3 separate regions of the Homo sapiens genome follow, and all the other regions are linked to region 2. A link is a contact called in ENCODE Hi-C or POLR2A ChIA-PET data. All regions are on one chromosome and are shown on one strand. Each heading gives the region's core, a stretch centred on a gene start or an enhancer-like site at or near the end of the contact. The rest is flanking DNA. Distances are from core to core; before and after follow the strand shown. Region 1 holds the start of ZNF557 (zinc finger protein 557). Region 2 holds the start of VMAC (vimentin type intermediate filament associated coiled-coil protein). Region 3 holds the start of FEM1A (fem-1 homolog A).

Region 1 (4,169 bases), core at 473-2,972, 1.2 Mb before region 2:
TTAACCACATGTCGCTGTCAAGCACTTGAAATGTGGTTAGTGCGACTGAGAAGCTGAATTTAAAATTTTATGGAATCTTAATTGGTCTACATTTAAATTAAAACAACCGCATGGACCAGCAGCTACCTTATTATACAGCATAAGTCTACAGGCTGGCAGGCCTGTTAGGAAAAGAAAAAAATAAAAGAAAAATTGAGATGTCTTGGAAGGTTGAAAAAAAAACTTTTAAATAGTGTTTACATGTTTTGTGTACTGATTTGCATATAGCTGTATTTACTGACTTATTTTGACACACATTATCACACACCCCTTAGTATCCTTCTCTTGAATATAAGGCATCAAACAAATAATTTTTAAGATACCCTCACTCGTGGCTCACACCTGTAATCCCAGCACTTTAGGAGGCCGAGGTGGGTGGATCACCTGAAGTCAGGAGTTCGAGACCAGCCTGGCCAACATGGCAACACCCCATCTTTACTAAAAATACAAAAATTAGCTGGGCGTGGTGGTGCACCCTTGTCATTCCAGCTACTTGGGAGGCTGAGGCAGGAGAACTGCTTGAACCTGGGAGGCAGATGTTGCAATGAGCTGAGATCGCACCACTGCACTCCAGGCTGGGCAACGGAGTGAGACTCTGTCTCAAAAAAAAAAAAAAAAATACCCTCACTGTTAGTGAGTCCTTGTGTTTACAACCTGAACACAGGAAAAATCCATTCACAGGTTTTCTACACAGTGGAGTCTTGCAACTTGCAGGTTCTACACGGTACCTACCTGATCATACAGAAGTCCACGGATCAGTGAGGATAGGTGAAACTTGAGGCTGGTTTCAACACAAATCTGAGCTTGAATTATACTTTTTTCGTCTAAATAAAAAGGGCACAAAAATCGCTTATGAGGCCTTTTGTAGGGAGTAATATGTACGTATAGTAAAATGTATTTACTGAGACTAATACAGTTGTTGCATAGAAAGACCACCCCATTCACTTAAAAAAAATTGATTTAAAGAATAAGAACCCAGGCTACTGGCTGTGCCTGAATTCACCAGATTCCTATCCAGCCATCTGGTCCCTAAAATGGGACAAGAAGCTTAAAGCTGTTTTCATCTGACTTGCTTAACTCATTTGGCTGGAGATTGTATGGTGACTCCAGATGCTTTAAATTCGTCACTTTAGGCCTTATAAGTGGACTCGGCTGAATTCTAAATAATTTCTACAGTGTATTCAGGACTGCAGAGATTTTAATGCCCTCCAGCAGGGTTTCCCAACCTGGGCACTAATGACATTTGGGGCTGGATGAGTCTTTGCTGGCGGCGGCTGCTTTACGCGCTGCAGGATGCTGAGCTGCTAGCATCCCTGGCCTCCACCCTCTAGATTACAGTAGTAGCACAGTCCCTCCTACCCTCCATTTTGTGACATCCCAAACCGTCTCCAACTATAGCCAAAAGTCCCCTGGGGCGCAGAATCGCCCCGGGTGAGGGCGACAGGGTGAGGACGACAGAGTGAGGATGACAGGGGCGCGGGGCCCGGACACCGGAGGAAACAGCAGCTTCGGGCTTAACTGAGCGCACAGCCCGAGGCCTCAGGGGCGGAAACCCGGCTCCCGGGAGGGACGCAGGCCCGCGGCTGGGGCCCCTCTCTGGACTCGGACTCACGGAATGAAGCACCTCTCGCGGAGACCGAAAGATTCTCCCAGACGCTGCAAGCGCGGCTCTTCTCACAAGACACAAGCGCGCTTCCGCTTCCGGTCTCCGGCTAGCCACACTGCACCTCCGCTTCCGGCTCCAGCTGGTCCCAGCCCAAAATGCGGCGTGTCAGGACCCCCGGGTTCAGGCTGCAGGTGCAGCAGCCGCGCACCCCAGCCTCCGGCTGAGGTGTTCTAGTTTGCTTAGTTATTAATAGAACCAGGTTGGGCCCTGGCTAGGGACAGCCGCGGAGGCAGGGTCGTCCTGGCGCGGGTCTGTGGCAGGGTTGGGGGCGGAACTAGCTCTTGAGCGGGGCTGTGGGCGGTACCAGGCCTGGAGGCGGGCCTGAGTGTTGACGGGGACCAGTTCCGGGGGCGGGGACCAACTCTGGAGCGGGGCTGTGGGCGGTACCAGGCCTGGAGGCAGGGCTGAGTGTGGGTGGAGATCAGCTCCGGGGGTGGGGAGAAGTTCTGGGGCGGGACCGTGGGCGGTACCAGGCATGGGGGCGGGGCTGTCAGGACAGAGACTAAGTTCCGGGGCGAGGTTGTGGGCGGGCATTAGGTTTGATGGGCGGATCTTGCTGTGGGTTAATACCAGGTTTGGTGGGCGAGTATGTGGACAAGATAAGGCAGTGGTGGGGCATGGAATGGGGTTGAGCTAGTAGGCTGAGAGGACAAGACTTGGTGGAGGTCAGTTTTTGGGTGTAGGGCTTTTTGTGGATTTTAAAACTGTTCAGGTAGCAGGATGCAAAATGAACTCTTTAAAGTTTTCTTCAGTCATTTCTCCACATTCACCGCCTGTTAAAATGATATAGCCACACATTTAGGGCGTGTGTGTGTGTGTGTGTGTGTGTGGCTTTTCGTTTGTTTGTTTTGAGACAGGGTCTCACTCTGTGGCCCAGGCTGGAGTGCAGTGGTGCAATCATAGCTCACTGCAGCCTCGACCTCCTGAGCTCAAGCCATCCTTCCACCCGGGCCTCCCACACTACCAAGCCTGACTATTTTTGTATTTGTTTGTAGAGAGGAGGTCTGTGTTGCCCAGGATGGTCTAGAACTCATGGCCTCAAGTCATACCCCACTTCGGCCTCCCAAAGTGCTGAGATTACAGGTGTGAGCCACACCACACCCAGCCTTTTTGTGTGATTTTGAGCTTCCTAATTTCTTTCAAAAATGGGATCATGTATGCATATTTCTCCCATCCAGAGGGGGACGAGGGGAGGGAGGACTAGGGAGGGATGTCTCCAAGTGAAAGCCAAAGCTGATTAATTGTCTAGTGCACATCTGGATCTACTGAAAAGAGAACTACATTTCTGGTGGAGAAAATAGGTGTTGGATTCATAGGAAGAAATAAAAAAGGAAATTTTAAAATTTAAGAGATCAAAAGAAAAAATGAGAAAAAATTATTAATGACATACTACTTGTTACATGTCTGGCTAAGGTTTAGATGCTACAAATGGTAAATATTGATGTCATAAAATGATAAACATTGAATTTTGATTTATCCAGATTCCTTAAATGATTATGTTTGGTGAGGAAAATTAGTTTTACAGTACGTAAGAGTTATGTGCTAATTGTTTCGGAGAAGAAAGTAATTCAATATAGTTTAAAGCTGATAAATGAAAAAGCAGTATAAATACCTAACTTACAAATATGTAATTACTATCAGAAAAAAAAAAAAGTTGCTTCTAGGAGCCAGGCTACAGGGTGAGGAAGGGAGCTTTTCGTTGTGAAAATTAAGATGTTATTTGAGATCTATGTGTGAACACATACAGCCTGAATTTGTATGCAAAAGGAATCGCTAAACTCTAGGGAAAAAATGTGAATATGATTCACTTTACAACAATGGAATGTATTTGAAGACTCTGGAATTCAAGAATTAAAAGGAAAAAAAACCAAAAACCCTATGGCCATCCTAGTGGACAAATGAATGGGACATTACTTTCCAACCTGCCTGGTAATAAACAGTTTTACATACATTATCCCTAAATATTTTCACAGAGACCTATAAGGAAGGTGTTACTATCTATCACTATTTATAGATGAGGAAACATATGGTGATCTGTGTGCTAAATTTTTCATATTTCATTGTGGGCAACAAGCCATCCAGGTGCCGAGGCAAGAGACCGAGGGCATGAGCTGTTCCAGTATAATAAAATATATAAAATAAGAATAGTTATACTAGATACAGATCATAGATATGATTATATGTGAATAGCATTAATCATTAGTTTGTAGCAATTACTCTTTATTCCAATATTATAATAATCCTAACTCTACAATCATAACCTAGGAAAAACCAGGCCATACAGAGATAGGAGCTGAGGGGACATAGTAAGAAGTGACCAGAAGACGAGTGCGAGCCTTCTGTTATACCCGGACAGGGCCACTAGAGGCCTCCTTGGTCTAGCGGTAACGCCAGCGGCTGGGAAGACGCCTGTTGCCAAGCGGACCTTGGTCTAGCGGTAGTGTCAGTATCAAGGAAGAACACC
Region 2 (4,114 bases), core at 1,615-4,114:
CGGCTCACTGCAACCTCCGCCTCCCGAGTTCAAGCAATTCTGCCTCCTCAGCCTCCCCAGTAGCTGGGACTGCAGGCGTGTGCCACCATGCCCAGCTAATTTTTTTTTTTTTTTTTTTTTTTTTTAGTAGAGACAGGGTTTCACCATGTTGGCCAGGCTGGTCTCAAATTCTTGACCTCAGGTGATCTGACCGCTTCGGCCTCCCAAAGTGCTGAGAGTATAGGCGTGAGCCATTGCGCCCAGCCATCAGATCTCATGAGAACTCACTCACTATCATGAGAATAGCATGAAGGGGAAACCATCCCCCATGATTCATTTACCTCCCACCAGTTCCTTCCACACCACGTGGGCATTATGGGATTACAATTCAAGCTGACATTTGGGTGGAAACACAAAGTCTAACCATAGCAGAAGGGTATTTAGAGATGGAGCTTTTTGGAGGTGATTAGGGTTAGATGAGGTTGTCAGGGTGGGGGTCTCTATGATGGGATTAGTGTGCTTATATGAAGAGATACAAAAGAACTCCCTGGCTCTCTCTGCCCTGTGAGGACACAGAGAGAAGCCAGAAATCTGCAAGCCCGGAAGAGGGCCCTCCCATAACCTGACCATGCTGGCACCCTGCTCTCGGACGTCCAGCCTCCAGAACGCTGAGAAACAAACCTCTTGTTTAAGCCACTTAATTTATGGCATTTTGTTTTTTTGTTTGTTTGAGACAGAGTCTCTCTCTGTTGCCCAGGCTGGAGTGCAGTGGCACAATTTCGGCTCACTGCAACTTCCGCCTCCTGGGTTCAAGCGATTCTCGTGCCTCAACCTCCCGAGTAGCTGGGACTACAGGCGTGTGCCACCACACCCAGCTAATTTTTTTGTATTTTTAGTAGAGACAGGGTTTCGCCATGTTGGCCAGGCTGGTCTCGAACTCCTGACCTCAGGTGATCTGCCTGCCTCAGCCTTCCAAAGTGCTGGGATTACAGGCGTGAGCCACCACCCAGCCAGTTTATGGCATTTTCTTATGAGAACCCTCATTTCGTCCCCTCACTCTTCCTGCAGTTCGTTCCTTTCCATTATCTTTTCCCACCTATTCTTAGTAGGCTCTTCCTCTGGGAAGCCTTCACTCTGAGATCCCTCAGAGCCCCATATGCCCCTCCATCATGGCCGCTGGCCACCAATGATGTAACTGCCCAGTGACATGTCTGTCTCTCCACTGGACTGTGGATACCCAATGGGCAAGGCTAAGTCTTACTGATGTGCTCCAGTACTCAGCAGAATGCCTGACACACAGTAGGTGCTCAATGAAGACGAATGAATGAGTGCCTGGCACAGAGCAGGTGCTCGGTAAAAATGAATATGTCCAATTAGCTCTGAAGTAATAGTTCCCACCTGGGACCCAGCTCCTCCCACCTCCCTGGGTGCCTGTCTCATCTCTTTCATCCTCAGCTGTCAGAGGGACTCTTCAACAATGCTGATATGGGCCAGCATGGTGGCTCGTGCCTATAATCCCAGCACTTCGGGAGGCTGAGGCAGGAGGATCACTTGAGCCCAGGAGTTCAAGGCCAGCCTAGGCAACATAGTCTGACCCCATTTCTAAAGGATTTTTTTTTTTAAATCAGCCAGGTGTGCTGTCGCACGCCTGTAATCCCAGCTACTTGAGAGGCTGAGGAGGGAGGGTGAGACTGCAGTGAGTCGAGATCGCACCACTGCATTCCAGCCTGGGCAACAGAGCAAGACCCTCTCTCAAAAATAATAGATAGGCATGGTGGCTTAGCCTGTAATCCCAGCACTTTGGAAGGGTGAGGTGGGAGGACTGCTTGAGCCCAGGAGTTCAAGACCAAACTGGGCAACAGGGCAAAACTGTCTCTACAAAAAAATACAAAAAATAAGCCATGCGTGGTGGTGGACGCCTGTAGTCCCAGCTGCTTGGGAGACTGAGGTGGGAGAATCACCTGAGCTCCGGAGGTCGAGGTGCACTCCAGCCTGGGCATAGGAGTGAGGCCCTGCCTCAAAAATAATAAATTTAGGCCGGGTGCGGTGGCTCACCCCTGTAATCCCAGCACTTTTAGGAGGCTGAGGCGGGCGGATCACCTGAGGTCAGGAGTTAGAGACCAGCCTGCACAACGTGACGAAAACCAGTCTCTACTAGAAATACAAAAAATCGACCGGGCGTGGTGGCGGGCGCCTGTAATCCCAGCTACACGGGAGGCTGAGGCAGGAGAATCGCTTGAATCTGGGAGGTGGAGGTTGCAGTGAGCTGAGATCACGCCACTGCACTCCAGCCTAGGCGACAAGAGCGAAACTCCGTCTCAAAAAAATAATAATAAATTTTAAAAGTTAAAATGCTGATATGATCCCCTCCTCCCCTGCTGAAGAGCCTGCTATGGCTCCCAATGCCTACGCTGGGCGGTCTGTGGTCCCTGCGTCGCTCAGCACCTGTGGGAAAGTGGGCCTGTTTGAAGTTAGAGGTCCACACCTGTGTCACTTCTCGCAACTTTACATACTGATTACTAATTCGAGTTTTTTGGTGTTTTTATCAATCCGATACTCAGTCTAGCGTCTATACAAGTGCACACGGTTCCCCCTGCCCTTCCTCGCTTTCCAGCCTCGGCTCTGCCTCCGCCTACCGCCTCGGTGAAGTCCACCTGGCCGGCCCCGGGCCTCACCGGTCCTTGGCGCGACCCAGTTCGTCTAGGGCGGCGCGCAGCTGCTGGTCGTGGAGGGCCAGGCGCTCGGCTTGGGCGTGCACCGTGCGCTCCGCCGCGTCCAGCCGCGCCTCCAGCTCCGCTGCGCGCCGGTGCACGGCTGCCAGGTGTGCGTTTGCCTCCCGGATCTGCAGGGCCGGCGGCGCCGACATGGCCCAGGCTGCTGTACAGGCCCGGCCACGCCCCCAGGCGGCCCGGAACTGGCACAGGCCCCGCCCCCGGGAGGGCCCCGCCCCACTAGACCTCGGCGCGATTGGTCGCTGACCCCGCTAGACCCCACCCCAGAGGGCTGGGTCGTGCTCTCCTCAAACCCAAACACTACCACCGGTTCCGGGATCATGAAACTCCGCCCCTGAGTTTGGGCTCACTCTAGGATTGGACAAGATCTTGACAGCCACGCCCCCAGGCTGGCCACATCCTTTGGCGGCTCGCGCAACTCAGGCTCTGGAAACAAGATTGGTCACACCTTCGATACTGTCCCCTCCCTACTTGGAAGCTAACACCAGGATTGGCCCGGACTCCGCGAAACAGCAAGCCTGACCACGCCCCCCGAACCTGTGGCCTGTCAGGGGTAGATCCAGGCACGGCCTCGCCCCTTCATCCCTTATACAGTCTCAGATTGGTCAAGTCCCTTTTAGGTTATGCCTCCAATTCTAGCCACGCCCCCAAGTCAAGCGCCTGTGTACTTCATCCGGCCTAGGGCGTGGGACAGCCGCGGGGTGAACAGAGGCCACGTCCCGCTGAGCTTCTCGTATTGTCATTGGTCACTTTCCCGATAATCCCCGCCCCTGATCCTGTCCACGGCCCAAAACAGTAGCACGCTGCTCAGACTCCAGCTTGGTGACTGACCACAGGGCATGACCACTCGCTATGCAGATTCTGACACTGGGTGTGGCCACATCCCCGCCATGCCCCGCCCCCCAGTCATTGTTTCGTCATGTCTTGCTCCTATCAACTGGAGTCCCGCCCGTCCCAGTCTGAGCCCGGCCCCTCCCCTAGTAGATAGTCCCCGCCTCTAGTAGTCCCTAACCTAGGACTCCCTGAGCTGGGACTAGCGAAATCTGTCTGCACTGATCGCAGTCGTCCTCAGTTTCACCCTCTAGGAATCGGCCTGGGGATGCACGTGCTACTCTCTTCCTCCAGGCCGGTCCCCGGCGCGTGCGCGCGATCCATGTCCATGTCCGCGCCTATCAATAAAGTTGCTCACTTGTTGCCGGCCCGCTAGCCCGAAAGGTTGCGCGCGCAGCCCGAGAAGTCTCGCGATAGCCAGCCGCGGCTGCCCTTGCGCTTCCCGAGCTGGCGGGGTCCGTGGTGCGGGATCGAGATTGCGGGCTATGGCGCCGAAGGTTTTTCGTCAGTACTGGGATATCCCCGATGGCACCGATTGCCACCGCAAAGCCTACAGCACCACCAGTATTGCC
Region 3 (3,924 bases), core at 911-3,410, 1.1 Mb after region 2:
GAGGTGAGGGTGCAGGCGTTCTGGGCAGGTCAGTGCAGTTCGATGAACGCCTCCAGATCTTCCGGGATGAAGCCCTTGTAAGGGATCTTGTTCTTATCCAGGGCCCGGGCCGCAAGGCACTGCAGGGTCACGTAGTTGAAGGGCTGCATGGTACCCCTGGCCAGCAGCTTCTCGTCCAGCAGCTCGTAGGCCGTCTTCTTGAAGGCATTGGTGGCGTCCATGTGGGCCCCTGCTTCGATCAGGGCATTCATGATGGCCGGGCAGTTGTTCTGGGCTGCTATGTGTAGCGGGGTGTTGTTGTCAAAATCCCTGCTGTCCGGGTCGGCCCCGCAGTCGAGCAGCACTTTGACCACGTGCAGGGAGGGGAATCTGCCCACGGGATAGCGGCCCACGTTTGTGGTGTCCTTGTCCACAGCCATGTGCAGAGGGGTGAAGCCGTTCTTGCCCCTGGGCGCGCACTTGAGCAGGCGGTAGACGGTCTGGTGCTTCAGGTGCTCCTGGCTGGGGGTGCACTCCACTTTCTCCAGCAGGTAGAGCAGGTGGAGGATGATGGCCAGCGCCTTGGTGAACTGGGCTGAGTCTCCGGGCTCCCTGGGCAGCTGCAGGGCCCGTTCCACTTCCCGGACCCCTTTGGTGAGAACCCCCATGAGGTCTGCAAAGCCGATCTGGGTGCCCAGGCTGCCTTTGGCGGCCCGGTCCTGAAGCACGTAGGAGAAGAGTTCCGCGAAGGAGAGGAAGCTGCTGGCGGTCATGGGGCTCAGAGGCTCCAGGTTGCTCTGTTGCATGTCCAGGGCGTACTTCCACAAGCGGATGCAGCGCTCGAAATTGCCCGAGTCGGCGTACACGGCACCCCTGTAACGGATGTAATAGGAAGTGTCCGGGTGCGAGGGACCGAGGATGCGCTCCCGGATCAACAGGGCCTGCATGCGCATCTCATCCGGGTCGGTGATCAGCGCCTCCAGCTCCTCGGTGGTGTTGACCTCCCTGGAATAGTCATAGGCCAGGACCAGCTGTGGGGGCTCCGGTTTGGGCAGGTACTCGCCCCCCTGGTGACGCAGCTCCATGGCCCGCCTCCAGTGTTTAAGGGCCCCAAGCAGATCTCGTTTCTTATCCACATACGTAGCTCCCAGCAATTCCAAGGCTTCCACGGCAGCTTCCCGGCTGGTGGGACAGCAGCTTTCGTAAGATTCCCCGTTCAGTGGTTCCTCTGGGGAGGAGCTGCAGCACGGAGCCCCCTGAGGCTGCGCACACCCCTGGCTGGTGGAGGGGTCTTCTTGGGGCAGCCCAGGCTGAGCCTCTCCCCCTGCGACCTGCTCCTGGCCGGGCTGCTCCTGGATGAGGTACTCCACGATGTTGGTGTGGCCCGTCACGCTGGCCGCGAGCAGCGGGGTCATGCCGTAGCCGTCACGTTCCATGCGGGCCTTGCACCCCAGCAGCAGCTGCAGGATCTCCAGGCTGCCGGACTCGGCGCAGTCATGCAGGGCCGTGTTGCCCTTGGCGCTGCGCCGGTTCACCTGGGCGCCCTGCTCCAGCAGGTAGCGGGCGATCTCACGGTGGCCCTTGTAGCACGAGATCATGAGGCACGTGTGGCCGTGCCGGTTGGCCACCTCCAGGTCGGCCTGGTGCTCGCCGACCAGGTAGCGCACCACCTCCAGGTGGCCGTCGAAGCAGGCGGCGCGGAGAGGCGTGGAGTTGGTGCGCGTGGTGCGGTTCACCGAGGCCCCGCGGCGCAGCAGGCTCCGCACCACGTCCAGGTGGCCGGCTGCGGAGGCGGCCCACAGCGGCGGCGCGCCCTCGATGGTCTCGCCATCGAAGTGCACCGAGCCACCGGCCTCCACGCTCGCGCCGCACCGGTCCACCAGGTACTCCACCACGTCCAGGTGGCCGTAGCGGGCGGCGATGAGTAGCGGCGTTCCCCCGCCGGCCACCTCGCCCGTCAGCTCGTCCAGTTCCTCCCGGCTCCGGCCGCTGAGCAGCTTCTGGAGCAGCTGCAGCTTGCCATCACGGGCGGCGTTGTACACGGCGGTGCGGAGGTCCATGGTTCGGGCCTCCGCCAGGCCATGGGCCGGCCGCCGGGGGACGGGGAGACGGAGGATCAGAGCCCGGACGGGCGGGAGGCAACCTTCACCGTCCCCCTCGCCGCCATCTTAGGGTCTCCTCGGGCGGAACAAAATGGCTGCCGCGACCCGACGGATGGCAGCACGCCGGGAAATGGAGTCCTTTGCGCGGGCCCACTCCATAGAACAGAAAAGGAATCTTGGGGGCTCAAGACTACACTTCCCCAAAGGCCACAGGACAGCCCCTGAGAGCTGTGAGCGCGCGGCATGGTGGGAATTGGCGTTCCAGTCGCAGCGCATGGCATCGGAAGCTAGCAATTTGAGGACTACAATTCCCGTCATGCAGCGTCACACGACCTAGCTTGTGGGAACCGGCGAAATTTGGTGACGTACTTCCCGTGGCTATCTCTGCGTCAGAGCGTATAGAAAAAGCAGGCGCGATACCCTTAAGGACTACATTTCCCAAAAGGGATCACGAGCGACTCTGAGCCAATCAGGACCGAGACCGAAGGCTAAAAGCGACTAGAGGGGACGCGTCTGTTTTGGGCTTGGAGCACGGGCAAGCGGCCCACCGGCAGGGGGCGCCCGGAGGAGGCCGAAAAGCTGGACGGGGCGAAAACGTTTTGAGCTGGGAGAACGGTAAAAAATGACGCGCTCACTTCTTATTCTCACATTCATATATTCATTTATTCATTTACATACATTTATGTATATTCTAGTATGTGTCAGAATTTCCTTCTTTTATTTACGTATTTATTTTTATTTATTTCTTTCAATAACTTTGTGGGGTTTTTTGGTTTTGGTTTTTGTTTTTGAGACAGCGTCTCGCTCTTGTTGCCTAGGCTGGAGGGCAATGCCGCAATCTCGGCTCACTGCAACCTCTGCCTCCCGGGTTCAAGTGATTCTCGTGCCTCAGCCTCCCGAGTAGCTGGGACTACAGACATCCACCACCACGCCCGGCTAATTTTTGTATTTTTGGTAGAGACGGGTTTCGCCATGTTGGCCAGGATGGTCTCGAACTCCTGACCTTGGGAGATCCGCCCGCCTCAGCCTCCCAAAGTGCTAGAATTACAGGCGTGAGCCACTATGCCCGGCCTGACGTGCTGACTTCAATTCCTTTGGATAAAGACCCAGAAGTGGGATTCCTGGATCACCTGGTAGTTTTATTTTTAAATTTTTCTTTGGAACTTCCATACCATTTTCTATAATGGCTATACTAATTAAAATTACCATCAGTAGTGTATAAGTGTTCTCTTCAAATCCTTGCCAACGTTTGTTACCTTTCGTCTTTTTGATGATAGCTATTCTAGCAGTTGTAAGGTGATCCATTCCCTGGCATTTTTTGACAACAATGAATTATATTATGAAAAAGAAATCTTTGGTGACCCGAATTCTTTATTTTTAAAGTTTATTCGAGGTGTAATATATATACAATAAAATGCATTTTTAATAAAGAGGACAGGTTTGGCCGGGCAAGGTGACTCACACCTGTAATCTCAGCACTTTGGGAGGCTGAGGTGGGAGGATTGCTTGAACCCAGGAATTCGAGACCAGCCTGGGAAACATAGCACATCTCTACAAAAATAGAAAAATTAGCCGGGCGTGGTAGCGTGCACCTGTTGTCTCAGCTACTCGGGAGGCTGAAGTGGGAGGATCGCTTGAACCTAGGAGGTCAAGGCTGCAGTGAGCCGTGATTGCACCATTGTACTTCAGCCTGGGTGACAGAGGGAGACCCTGTCTCTAAGATAAATAAATAAAAATAAATAAAGAGAACAGGTGTGACAAACATGCAGCTATGTAGCCAGTATCACAACCAAGATGTTCAACAGCGTCTTCATTCAGAATTGTTATCTCATGCCGGCCGGGC

Evidence for each region. A loop is a pair of places that touch in the nucleus more often than their neighbours do. ChIA-PET counts read pairs that join two places held with the same protein, here RNA polymerase II (POLR2A). Pooled maps may share reads with other maps.
Region 1: a loop to region 2 is called in a map of naive thymus-derived CD4-positive, alpha-beta T cell, with 11 times the contacts of the local background. The contact joins the promoter of ZNF557 here to the promoter of VMAC in region 2. A Hi-C loop is called at or near these places in 1 of 168 maps with a recorded cell type or tissue (naive thymus-derived CD4-positive, alpha-beta T cell) and 6 of 50 pooled maps. POLR2A ChIA-PET finds 5 or more read pairs at or near these places in 3 of 52 experiments (CD4-positive, alpha-beta T cell, GM10248 and HEK293).
Region 3: a pooled map shows a loop between it and region 2 (27-fold over the local background). The contact joins the promoter of FEM1A here to the promoter of VMAC in region 2. A Hi-C loop is called at or near these places in 2 of 37 single-sample maps with no recorded cell type and 9 of 50 pooled maps. POLR2A ChIA-PET finds 5 or more read pairs at or near these places in 2 of 52 experiments (CD4-positive, alpha-beta T cell and activated B cell).

The regions. Positions count from the first base shown.
Region 1 is chr19:7,067,256-7,071,424 of GRCh38, reverse strand. It overlaps ZNF557 (zinc finger protein 557), which reads right to left and starts at 1,722. Exons shown (of 8, transcript NM_024341.3): 1 at 1,652-1,722; 2 at 772-863.
Region 2 is chr19:5,903,622-5,907,735 of GRCh38, reverse strand. It overlaps VMAC (vimentin type intermediate filament associated coiled-coil protein), which reads right to left and starts at 2,864. Exons shown (of 2, transcript NM_001017921.4): 1 at 2,655-2,864. The coding sequence starts at 2,845. It overlaps NDUFA11 (NADH:ubiquinone oxidoreductase subunit A11), which reads left to right and starts at 3,946. Exons shown (of 4, transcript NM_175614.5): 1 at 3,946-4,114. The coding sequence starts at 4,028. RefSeq lists a silencer at 2,681-3,030 and enhancers at 3,071-3,190, 3,764-4,058, 3,868-4,114.
Region 3 is chr19:4,789,970-4,793,893 of GRCh38, reverse strand. FEM1A (fem-1 homolog A) reads right to left here and starts at 2,160. Exons shown (of 1, transcript NM_018708.3): 1 at 1-2,160. The coding sequence starts at 2,039. The coding sequence ends at 30. LOC124904620 (a long non-coding RNA gene) reads left to right here and starts at 2,602. Exons shown (of 2, transcript XR_007067103.1): 1 at 2,602-2,696. RefSeq lists enhancers at 536-1,192, 1,480-1,539, 1,193-1,849, 2,070-2,339, 1,850-2,507.